Regions from separate parts of the Homo sapiens genome. Here all the other regions are linked to region 1. The links are chromatin contacts, found by Hi-C or POLR2A ChIA-PET in ENCODE. All regions are on one chromosome and are shown on one strand. The core of a region is the stretch at or near the end of the contact, and the rest is flanking DNA. Distances in the headings are between cores, read along the strand shown. Region 1 holds the start of UFD1 (ubiquitin recognition factor in ER associated degradation 1). Region 2 holds the start of PEX26 (peroxisomal biogenesis factor 26). Region 3 holds the start of CRKL (CRK like proto-oncogene, adaptor protein).

Region 1 (3,470 bases), core at 577-3,076:
TAAAAGGAAAGAAATCCTGTCACATGGATGAACCTTGAGGATATCATGCCAAGTGAAGTAAGTCAGTCATAAAAGGACTTATATTTTATGAGTCCGCTTCTAGGAAGTACCTAGAGTAGGCAAATTCATGGAGACAAAGTGGAACAGAGATTGACAGGGGCTGTGAGGAGCAGAAAATGGAGAGCTATTGTTTAATGTGAGTAGAGTTTCACTTTTGCAAGATGAAAAAGTTCTGAAAATCTGTTGCTCGTGAATGTACTCAACACTATTGAACTATAGACTGAAAAACGGTTAAGATGATAAAAATTTGGTTTTTTTAACCACAACTAAAAAAAAATCTGTATTAGAGAAAATTTCTTGACTTGATTCCAAATATATATTTAGTAGAAGGAATGCCACCTACTGACAAAGCAGTTTACTAGCAACTCCAAAATTAGCAAGCTGAATTAGCCATCTCCCAAAATGCAAACATAGCATGTTCCCGCCTAAAATCTGGGATGGTTCTTTACTCCCTGGCACTCTAACACAGTAATTTCCAATCTTTTGTCTTTCTTCTTTTAAGCAGCATAACTGTTCAGCTAAATCTTGGCCAGAACCATAACACAGGAAATAGCGTTTCTGGGTGAACAAGGCCAGAACAGGGTAGGGGCTTGCTTCCCTTGAGTGCTTCTCACTAGCCAACCTATGTAAGCCATTTCTTCTCTTTGAATATAAAAGGTAAATCCGCACAAAGGGGCAACATACTTAACAACCTGCCTGCAGTTTACCCATGAACCCGACCTTCTGCCCCTTCTTTGCTGCTCCCGATCCCATCTCTCACTTTCCTTTTCAATCCCGAGACCTAGCACACTGCCTGGAACATATCAGGTATTCTTGAGTGGATGAACTCAAGAATAGAAATAAGCCAGGGTTTGACAGTGACACACTTGGGATAAAATCTAACAATCATTCCTTGTCTTTACTAAAATAAACAGGTGACAGGAAGACAATACCGTAGAGTGCTTTGCAGCCAGACAGACTTGGCTTCAACTCTCCAGTCCCTACTTCTGTGACTCGAATAAAGTACCTCTGTAAACGTTAGTTTTCTCATGTTTAAAATCATCATCATCCTTGCTTCCAAAGGGATTGTAGGGATTAAAAGAAATAAGCCGCGATGAGGGAGTACAGGTGTTAAAAGCTGTGTAACAGGAAATGTACCAGCAGGTATTAGCTTCCATCGTTATCATTACCGAACACAACACCGCTGTACAGATTCGAAGGCACGAACCCGTAGGCACGGAGCTCACGGAGCTGGGGCAAGAGCTGGGTGTCCCCCAAGAGCGGGGGATGCCCACTACGGATTCTCCCTGGGGAGCGCCCTGATTCTGTTCCCATCCCCAGCAACCTTGCAACTAACTTTGGGTTTATGGAAACCTGTTGCGCGTCCAGCACTTGGGAAACCCGTGAATGGACACAAACCTTCCTTTCTTTCGTCAAGGAGGGCAAGTCCGGCTGAGACAGAATGCGAGCCACGTTCAGGACCGGCGGACGCGACCACAGGCGGTTAGTGGTCAAGGGTCCTGCTTGTGCCCGGTGCGGCCGATGAGCCTGCAGGCCGGACTCAGGCCCGGGTGACTCGGCACCTCCGCCGCCGTCCCGCCCCGCCCTGCCCCGCCGGGCCCTACCTCAGGCCCCGGGCCAAGGCCCAGCCCCCGCCCGCTGCCCGTCAGCGCTTACCATGATGGACACCACCTGGCAGACTCCGCTCCTCTCAGGCAATGCAACGAAGAAACCCCGCCGACCGCTCTCCCAGCCGCCGCTGCCGCTGCCGCCGCGCCAAGCCGGTACGCCCCAGAGGCTCACCGGAAGTGCCGGACCCGAGACCCGGAGGGGGGGTGCCCGGGACAAAGCGTCGGCTGCAAAAGAGAAAAGGCCAGGCGAAGACGCTAGGCTCTAAAACACCCTCAGTAGAAGCATTAAAATGCCCTTTCGTGATTTATTTCCCCTTTTATAGGTATTTTTAAACGTTATTTTAAATTACGTGTTGACAGTATTCCCCTCCAGACGAATTTAGTAGGGCCCATTGTCCTTACGACTACACTACCCACAATGCACTACCCAGACTGCCTCTGCTTCAGCCATCGAGGACTCGGGCGGAACTAAGCTACAAATCCTTCTTCAAACCACACCAAAAACCTATTGCAAACGTAAATGCTGCCCCATTGGGTATGTGACTGAGTTTAATGTATGGTTAGAAGTATACTTTCCCTGAGGGTTCCCAGTGGGAGGCAGTAGGCTTCTCTTCCCAAAGTAAAGATGTCCGCCCAGCGTCGCTTTTCTGGGTAAAAGCGAGTCAGAGTTGAAGGGGGCAACAGTGTTTGCGTTCGGCCTCAGAGGTGACGCTTCTTTGGGGGCGGGCTGGAGTTTTCTGGCCGTGAATGGCAGAGCGCTAATGGCCGCCTCCAATGTGGCCCAATCAGAAAGAAAGGAAGGCTGGGAACTAAGAAGCTATTGGTTGGTGATCCCTGGACCAATCGGAGGAGCCGTGATTTGGCGGGAGTCTTGACCGCCGCCGGGCTCTTGGTACCTCAGCGCGAGCGCCAGGCGTCCGGCCGCCGTGGCTATGTTCGTGTCCGATTTCCGCAAAGAGTTCTACGAGGTGGTCCAGAGCCAGGTGACGCCCAGTCCGGGACCCCCGCCGAGGCCTTGCCGGTGGGGAAGGGATGAGGGGGAGCGACCGTGGGTGACCGGGAGGCAGGGGAGGGCCGGGGTTCGGGTCGCCGTGTTCAGCCGGTCTGCTCTTCCCCGATAGAGGGTCCTTCTCTTCGTGGCCTCGGACGTGGATGCTCTGTGTGCGTGCAAGATCCTTCAGGTGAGTTCTGCGGACCCTAGGAGGGCGGGGCCGGCGCGCGAGGTGAGGGTGCTGCGTGGGGGCGCAGGGCGGGCAGAGTGTCAGGATGGGTGCTGAGGGCTTAGGGTGGGAGAGGGAGCAGGGCAGGAGGTGAACAGCAAGTGAGAGGAGAGAGACTCGGAGGAGAGGTTGCCTCCCTGTCCCAACGGTGTGGGGTGGGATAAAGGATTAAGTAAAAGGTAAAGAGACTAGTTTGTATTTTTGCAATAAGCTATTAATATTAATAGGTGAACACAGCAGTTGCATTTGGGGGAAACTTTGGATCTGTCGTGGCCTCTCAAATGGGGGATTTGAGAGAGAGGAATCTGTGACAACTGTGGGTATAGTCGTGTCACAGGTGTTGCTGGGAATATGGGAGCCCCTAGTCTATTAGGGAAGATCGTTAGTTTGGTTTTGAATAGGGCATAGTATTTACGTTGTTTTGGTCAGGCCCTTGGATCAGGAACTTTTCAGAAGGCCTGGAAGTTAAATCGGCATTTCTCCCCGATGTTTTACTTTGGTAATTTGCAAAATTCACAGAATGGTATGGTAAACGCTCATATCCCTAGCACCTAGCTTTTCCCGTAAGCATTTCACTAGC
Region 2 (3,435 bases), core at 292-2,791, 1.4 Mb before region 1:
ATCAGAGCTTATTTAAATAAATTGCCGAGGTCACACAACTAGTAAGCGACAAAATCTCAGTCAAACCGAGGCTCTTTTGGTTCAAAGATGTGTATTGAGCTCTACTCTGCTCTGCAGGGACAGAACTAAGTATGTTTGCTATTCAGGGGATACACAGTCATTCCATGAGCAAGTTACACAATGTAAAATAAGGACATTGTGAAAAACAAAACCATACCGTACATAATGCACTTTATAGTAAAGTACTGGGAACAGAGTATTTGGTAAATTGTAACTATAATAATAATTTTAAACAGATCCACAAATCACACTTATTATTATATTCTGTTTCACCCGGGCTTTGCCAAGCTTCCCACATTTGTACTAGATCCTCTTGGCTTTAGTTTCTCCCCAGTTCTCTACCCTTTGAATTCACTCCAAAGCTTCCCTAGAATCTTTGCTCTCCTAGAAATTAGATTAAACAGGCACCTGCTCACATCATACATCCCCTGCCCTTGTCACCAGACATGCACACATCCATCTTCTGGGATTTCCGTTCTCTTGCAGAAAAGTCTGCATGGGAAGCTGAGGCAGAACCAAGTCCACCAGACTCCGAGGAAAGAGAAGTCTGGACCCTGTAACCAGATAAAAGTGAAACCAGGACTTCATTTATTCCACAAATACTTTTTGACTACCTATAGATGACAGGCACTGTTCAAGGCATTGAGGTTCCCACAGTGAACAAAAGAGACAAAAACGTCTGCCTTTGTGAGTTTATATCATAGTGGAAGGAAATAGACAATAAAAATAAGTAAAATATAGACATTGGTATGTAGATGGTGATAAATGATAAGGAGAAATATAAAGACAGATCGGAAGTGACAACAGTGGGGAAGTGGAATTGGTATCTGCATTTAACGTTGTTTTTTAACAGCAAATTCAGGATGGGGCAGAGAGCAGTGAGAAAAATGAGGCCCTTATGCTCAGCGCCCCCAACCCCGCCTCGGTGGGGTCACTATTCATTTTGGAACATTGCCCTTGGGACCAACATATTCTCAGTGGTCCTTGTGAAGGTTTCCACCCTAAGTCCCTCATCCTCACCAGGCAATATTCATTACCCTACAGCAAACTCCGGAGGCAACGCGGAGAAAGTGTGAATCAATTCAAGACTAAGGTTGCCAAAATGTTTGATCAGCTCTGCGTCAGCCTTGACATTACATTACATTACAGATCCCCTGATCGCCACCGTCGCAGAAGCTCTGAATTAAAAGCGTGCATGTAGCTGCACATCCATTGCTGGCACTTCTTCCGTTAGCCTCCGCTGGAACTGGTTAGTGAGGACCCCTCCATTTCACAAGACAGCTTCGGTTTTGCTTCGTTTTGACTTCCGCACCCCGAAGCTGTAGCACCAGTTTGTTTTCTCACGGCACAGGGGCGGCTTCCGGGGCGCGGCGTGCTGGGGGTTGTAGTCCGCGCTCTGCCTCCTACTTCCATTACAGAAGGCGATGGGCCGAGAGCTGAGGAACTACAACTCCTAGAGTACTCCGCGCCGCCGGGACGCCGCGCGGCTGCGGGGCTGGGCGAGCGCAAAGATGTCCGCGCCCGCTGCCGGGAGGCGAGGTGAGTCTTTGATCGTAACCAGGAGCCCGGAGCTGAGGCAGTTCCTGCACGTGTCGCGGGGCCGGAGAAGCTAGGGCCAGGTATTCCAGGGATGCAAGAATCCTGCAAATCTGACGTGTAAACTGCTTCCCCAGCCTCCAGGCGAGCCCAGCTTTTGCCTCAGATAGGCCCCTTCCTTTTCCTTCTCGGGGAATCGACCTCGGGAAGGGGTGTGGGCAAAGAGATGAGGACTCTCCCTCTTCGCCCAGGCCAACTCGGGATATCCCGGAGCCTCTGGGGAGGCGGTCACTCCGACGTCTGAGGACCTGGGCCTTGGACCCGGACTCGTTATGAAGAGCGATTCTTCGACCTCTGCAGCCCCCCTCAGGGGGCTCGGGGGACCCCTGCGCAGCAGCGAGCCGGTGCGCGCGGTCCCGGCCCGGGCGCCGGCCGTGGACCTTCTGGAGGAGGCGGCCGACCTCCTGGTGGTGCACCTGGACTTCCGGGCGGCGCTGGAGACCTGCGAGCGGGCCTGGCAGAGTCTGGCCAACCACGCCGTGGCAGAGGAACCCGCGGGCACGTACGTGCTGGGCTCGGAAATGAACCGATTTCCGGGCGCTCTTGTGGTGGGGCTCAAGGTCTCAGGAGTTCTGTCCTTCCCAGATTGCCCACAAGGAGCTTTACACCTCGCTTTCATCAGTGGTTTGTCTCCGAGAGGGTGGTCGCTCATCGTGTGCCCATTCTACAGAGAAGGGAAGTCGTGTAACAAAAACTTAGTGGGGATCCCACAGCCAATTATTTGCTCCTTGTTCCAAGGTACAATGACATGATGGGAAGGCTGAATGTGTATTAAGTGCTAAGTTCTGTCAGTAAGCAGGTGGTAAAAGTCCTCTCCCAGGTACCTCCGCCCTCCCCGCCCCGCCCAAGGTTGTTTATTCCTGACCTTGGCTGATGATGGGGAATGGGGGTCATGGCAGGAGCAGCGTTCTGGTCCAATTAGAGGACTGGATTAAAGAATTAATTCAGGGCCGGGAGCTGGGGCTTACGCCTGTAATCCCAGCACTTTGGGAGGCCGAGGCAGGAGGATTGCTTGAGCCCAGGAGTTCGAGACCAGCCTGGGTAACATAATGAGCCCTCTTCTCTACCAAAAAGAAGAAAAAGAAAAGAATCCGGAGAAAAAAACCTTGGGCTTGCATTGCTCTTTCTAATGCCACCAGCCTCGTCTGGCAGGTGAGGGAGTCATTTCTTTGCATTGTAAACTTGGGTTAGGCCACGCTAGGGAGGTGGTAGGTAGAATAGCTAAAGTTGACCACAAAGAAGGATGATCTGGAGAGCCCTGGCTGTGTTTTAGGGGACTGGGTGGGAGCTCATTTCAGTGAATGCAGAAGGCTTTGCTTCTGGGTGTCTGGAGGAACCTTACTAGGTGGTGCCTTTTAGCCAGCTATGGAGTCTATACCTCCACTCAGCCAGAAACCTTGCTCCAAGCCCATTTGTTCACAGAGCAAACTCTTAGTTCCAGCTCTCTTTTCAGCCACACACCGGTGCTGTGTGTTATTTCCCCCTCAGGATTACCCTTCCTCTTCATTTAAATCTGATTTCACCTGGATACAAAGATGAACGTTGAGCAACAGCTGACTTGCCTCTTGAAAGAGGGTTACAGGAACTTTTAGTTCCTGGGGGAAAGGGCAGCCCATGAGACCAATTGTGAAGCCCATCTAAATACTAACAGGGATGAGAGAGATGATGGCTGCTGAGTTGGGAGCTGGAGAGGAACAGTCCCAAGGTGGAGGTGGGAATGGAAATGGAGGGGAACCACTTCTAACTGAAATTGGTTTTTCTGCTGACAGCTCATTGGAG
Region 3 (3,493 bases), core at 1-2,500, 1.4 Mb after region 1:
TTGAGATGGGGAAATCAAGGCTGCAGTGAGCCATGATAGTTCCACTGCACTCCAGCCTGGGTGACAGAAGGAGAACCTGTCTCAAAAACAAACAAAATAAAACAAACAGGCTGGGCACGGTGGCTCACGCCTGTAATCCTAGCACTTTGGGAAGCTGAGGCAGGCAGATCACCTGAGGTCAGGAGTTTGAGACCAGCCTGGCCAACATGGTGAAACCCCGTTTCTACTAAAAATACAAAAATTAGCAGGGCATGGCGGCGGACAGCTGTAATCCCAGCTACTCGGGAGGCTGAGGCAGGAGAATCGCTTGAACCCGGGAGGCGGAGGTTGCAGTGAGCCGAGATCGCGCCCCTGCACTCCAACCTGGTGACAGAGCGAGACTCCGTCGAAAGAAGGAAAGGAAAGGGAAAGGGAAAGGAAAGGGAAAGGGAAAGGAAAGGAAGAGAGAGAGAGAGAGAAAGAAAAGAAAAGAAAAAAGAAAAGAAAGAAAGAAAGAAAGAAAGAAAGAAAGAAAGAAAGAAAGAAAGAAAACAAACAAAAACAAATAGGGATTAATAAATAGGCAGAAGCAGGCATAATCCGGGGCAGGGGAAGCCTCGGGGCCACGCCCGAGAGGCATTTGTATTTTACTTTCAGCAGTTCAGAGCCCATGATAGCCAGGTTACCCACTTGTGGACTTCCTTGACCACTTAATTGAGTCAATCTAACCCTCACCTTCTCTCTCCTCTCACTCCATTTAGCGGGTCACGTAGCCACTAGGGCTTCCTTAGCCTATCAGGCCACCTGGGGACTGAGTCATTCAGTCAGTCACCTATCTGGTGGTCACATCTGCCCCTGGGCTCATCCTTTTACTGGGCCACCTCGGCCCATCGGGACCTGTCAGTCCTTGACCTCCCTCAGGCCCCTAGGCTGGCCAGGTCGCCTCAGTGCCACGCCTCCCTGGCCCGCGATTCAGCCTGCACGTTACGCTTTGTTCCCAGAAGCAGGTTTTCGAAACGCGGTTCCCTCTCGGCTCCAGCTGTTTTCCTGCCAGCGCTGGGAGACCCGGCAGCCGCAGCGCCCCCAGCGGCGCGCAGCGGCCCAGGAAGAGAGTGCCTACCGCCGGCGCCTCTTCAGCCTCCTCCTGGAACGCGGGAGCGGGCGCGACCAGCGCCCACCCTGATCGTCGCGACGGTGCTCCTGATTGGCTGCGCTGTGTGACGTAACGGGAGGGCCCCGGCGGCCGCCGGGAGCCGGGGCCCAGCGCGTGCGCAGACGGAGCGCGCTGAGCGGAGGGGGAGGTGGCTGCCGCTTCTCCCGCGTCCGCCATTTTGTTGCTGTGGCTATTGGGAACAAGCTGGGCAAAAGCACCCCGGAGGCGCGACGCTCCTTCGAGTTCGGTGCCTCGTGTGACGGCGGGGGTCGGTGAAGACCCGTCGAGCTGCGGCGCCGGCGCGTTCCAGGCCGGGAGTCACTGGAGGCACCCCTGGGACGCCGAGCAGCCCGAGAACCCCGGGGTGGCCTCCGCTGCGGCTCGGGTTTGCCTGCCCCGACCCCCCGGCTCTGCCGTGCATTCCCGGGCGGCTCTCTCCGTGTGGCGGCCCCGGAGCAGGCGGGCGGCGTCGGAGGATGCTGCGGGCCCGGAGCCGAGAGGAAAGTGCTGGCCCAGCCCTCTGAGCGCTCCTCGAGGTGTGCGAGAGGCCCTTCCTCGGCCCCAAAGCCGTCTGCCGGGCTAAGGCGTGCAGAGCAGGCGAGGACAGCCGCCGCCCCTACCGCCGCAGAGTCCCCGGTCCAACACCATGTCCTCCGCCAGGTTCGACTCCTCGGACCGCTCCGCCTGGTATATGGGGCCGGTGTCTCGCCAGGAGGCGCAGACCCGGCTCCAGGGCCAGCGCCACGGTATGTTCCTCGTCCGCGATTCTTCCACCTGCCCTGGGGACTATGTGCTGTCGGTGTCCGAGAACTCGCGGGTCTCCCACTACATCATCAACTCGCTGCCCAACCGCCGTTTTAAGATCGGGGACCAGGAATTTGACCATTTGCCGGCCCTGCTGGAGTTTTACAAGATCCACTACCTGGACACCACCACCCTCATCGAGCCTGCGCCCAGGTACGCGAGAGCCCTCCCCGACCGCGGAGGAAGGTCGAGAACCGGGTCTGTCGAAGAGTGCTTGTATAGGGGGGTGGGGCGCGCTTGAACCCATATTCCCCGCATTCTGAACCAAATTATTTTCCAGAAGGCCTTCCTAACAGAAAGCTAGTGTCAGGATCTGGGTCACTGGATAAGAGGATGCGTTTTTTTTTTTTCCCTCTCACGAGGCTGTTTCTCAATGTGAAGAGGATGCGTTTTGAATGTTTAACGGTGGTTGCATAGTTAAAATGCACGCTTTTTGCCTTTCGTGACTTTCTCTGGGTGTAATACTGATGCAGGGATTTGTTGGTTTTTCTAAAAACCTCTTTTTTTTTTTTTTTTTTGAGACGGAGTCTCGCTGTGTCGCCAGGCTGGAGTGCAGTGGTGCGATCTCGGCTCACTGCAACCTCCGCCTCCCGGGTTCAAGCGATTCTCCTGCCTTAGCCTCCCGAGTAGCTGGGACTACTGGCTCACGCCACCACACCCAGCTAATTTTTGTATTTTTAGTAGAGACGGTGTTTCACCATGTTGGCCTGGATGGTCTCGATCTCTTGCCCTCGTGATCCGCCTGCCTCGGTCTCCCAAAATGCTGGGATTACAGGCGTGAGCCACCACACCCGGCCAAAAACCGTTTTTAAGCCATAGACTTCTTTGAGAATCTGAAGATAGCCGAGCACTCACCACCCCACCCCCACCCCCACCCCCACCCCTCCCCGCCAAAGGCACGTACACACAAGTTTGCACACCATCCCGGGTGCTTGTACTCCCTCCAGATCTCTGAACTCCAGGTTAAGAACTCCAGGACTGCAGCCTTTGGAACAGTCAAAAAAATGAAAATGCTTTAGCGTTTAGAAACAAAAAAACCTTTAACCAAAATATCAGAACTGTATATTGATACTGTGGTGCCAAGTTTGAAGCAGGCCAGACACCACCACTTTTATAGTACGTTAATTACAAAGATAAGAGAAGGTGCATTGGCTTCAGCGAGGATATTTTTTGGAAAATTTATTGCATATTTTCTCCCCGAGGACCATTAGTAGGCCAGAGATCAGTCTGGTTAATTTCCAAGGTGGAATTAGGCTAGAATGTTATTAAGGAAAATTTTTGAATGACACTTAGTTGTATCCTAGTTCAATTTCAGACATGCTTTTTGTGTTAAGTCTAATGATTTTGTATTTCTTATTTTAAAATTAACGCAAAGTGACCAAGCATTCTCTTTTCCAAGTGAAATACGTTATTTTAATTGATTAGTTGCTTTAATTTGCCTTAAGCGTTTTAGCAGAGATTTGCTTTTATTGTTGTGTTTGCCCTGTAACACTGATTTTATCAGAGGTTTCTTTTATTTAAATTATCCCAAATTTGAGTTGAAAAGTTGCCTAGAAT

Evidence for each region. A loop is a pair of places that touch in the nucleus more often than their neighbours do. ChIA-PET counts read pairs that join two places held with the same protein, here RNA polymerase II (POLR2A). Pooled maps may share reads with other maps.
Region 2: a loop to region 1 is called in a map of naive thymus-derived CD4-positive, alpha-beta T cell, with 14 times the contacts of the local background. The contact joins the promoter of PEX26 here to the promoter of UFD1 in region 1. A Hi-C loop is called at or near these places in 1 of 168 maps with a recorded cell type or tissue (naive thymus-derived CD4-positive, alpha-beta T cell) and 10 of 50 pooled maps. POLR2A ChIA-PET finds 5 or more read pairs at or near these places in 1 of 52 experiments (activated T-cell).
Region 3: a map of CD8-positive, alpha-beta T cell shows a loop between it and region 1 (16-fold over the local background). The contact joins the promoter of CRKL here to the promoter of UFD1 in region 1. A Hi-C loop is called at or near these places in 1 of 168 maps with a recorded cell type or tissue (CD8-positive, alpha-beta T cell), 1 of 37 single-sample maps with no recorded cell type and 7 of 50 pooled maps.

What each region holds. Positions count from the first base shown.
Region 1 is chr22:19,477,367-19,480,836 of GRCh38, forward strand. It overlaps UFD1 (ubiquitin recognition factor in ER associated degradation 1), which reads right to left and starts at 1,827. Exons shown (of 12, transcript NM_005659.7): 1 at 1,717-1,827. The coding sequence starts at 1,719. It overlaps CDC45 (cell division cycle 45), which reads left to right and starts at 2,554. Exons shown (of 19, transcript NM_003504.5): 1 at 2,554-2,653; 2 at 2,792-2,851. The coding sequence starts at 2,603. RefSeq lists silencers at 1,594-1,663, 2,454-2,503 and an enhancer at 2,064-2,363.
Region 2 is chr22:18,076,449-18,079,883 of GRCh38, forward strand. PEX26 (peroxisomal biogenesis factor 26) reads left to right here and starts at 1,542. Exons shown (of 5, transcript NM_001127649.3): 1 at 1,542-2,158; 2 at 3,426-3,435. The coding sequence starts at 1,929. It overlaps LOC105372853 (a long non-coding RNA gene), which reads left to right. Exons shown (of 6, transcript XR_001755424.2): 6 at 1,210-1,448. RefSeq lists enhancers at 1,216-1,275, 1,606-1,835, 2,316-2,365 and a silencer at 1,906-1,955.
Region 3 is chr22:20,916,157-20,919,649 of GRCh38, forward strand. CRKL (CRK like proto-oncogene, adaptor protein) reads left to right here and starts at 1,251. Exons shown (of 3, transcript NM_005207.4): 1 at 1,251-2,089. The coding sequence starts at 1,779. RefSeq lists a silencer at 1,168-1,617 and an enhancer at 1,908-1,967.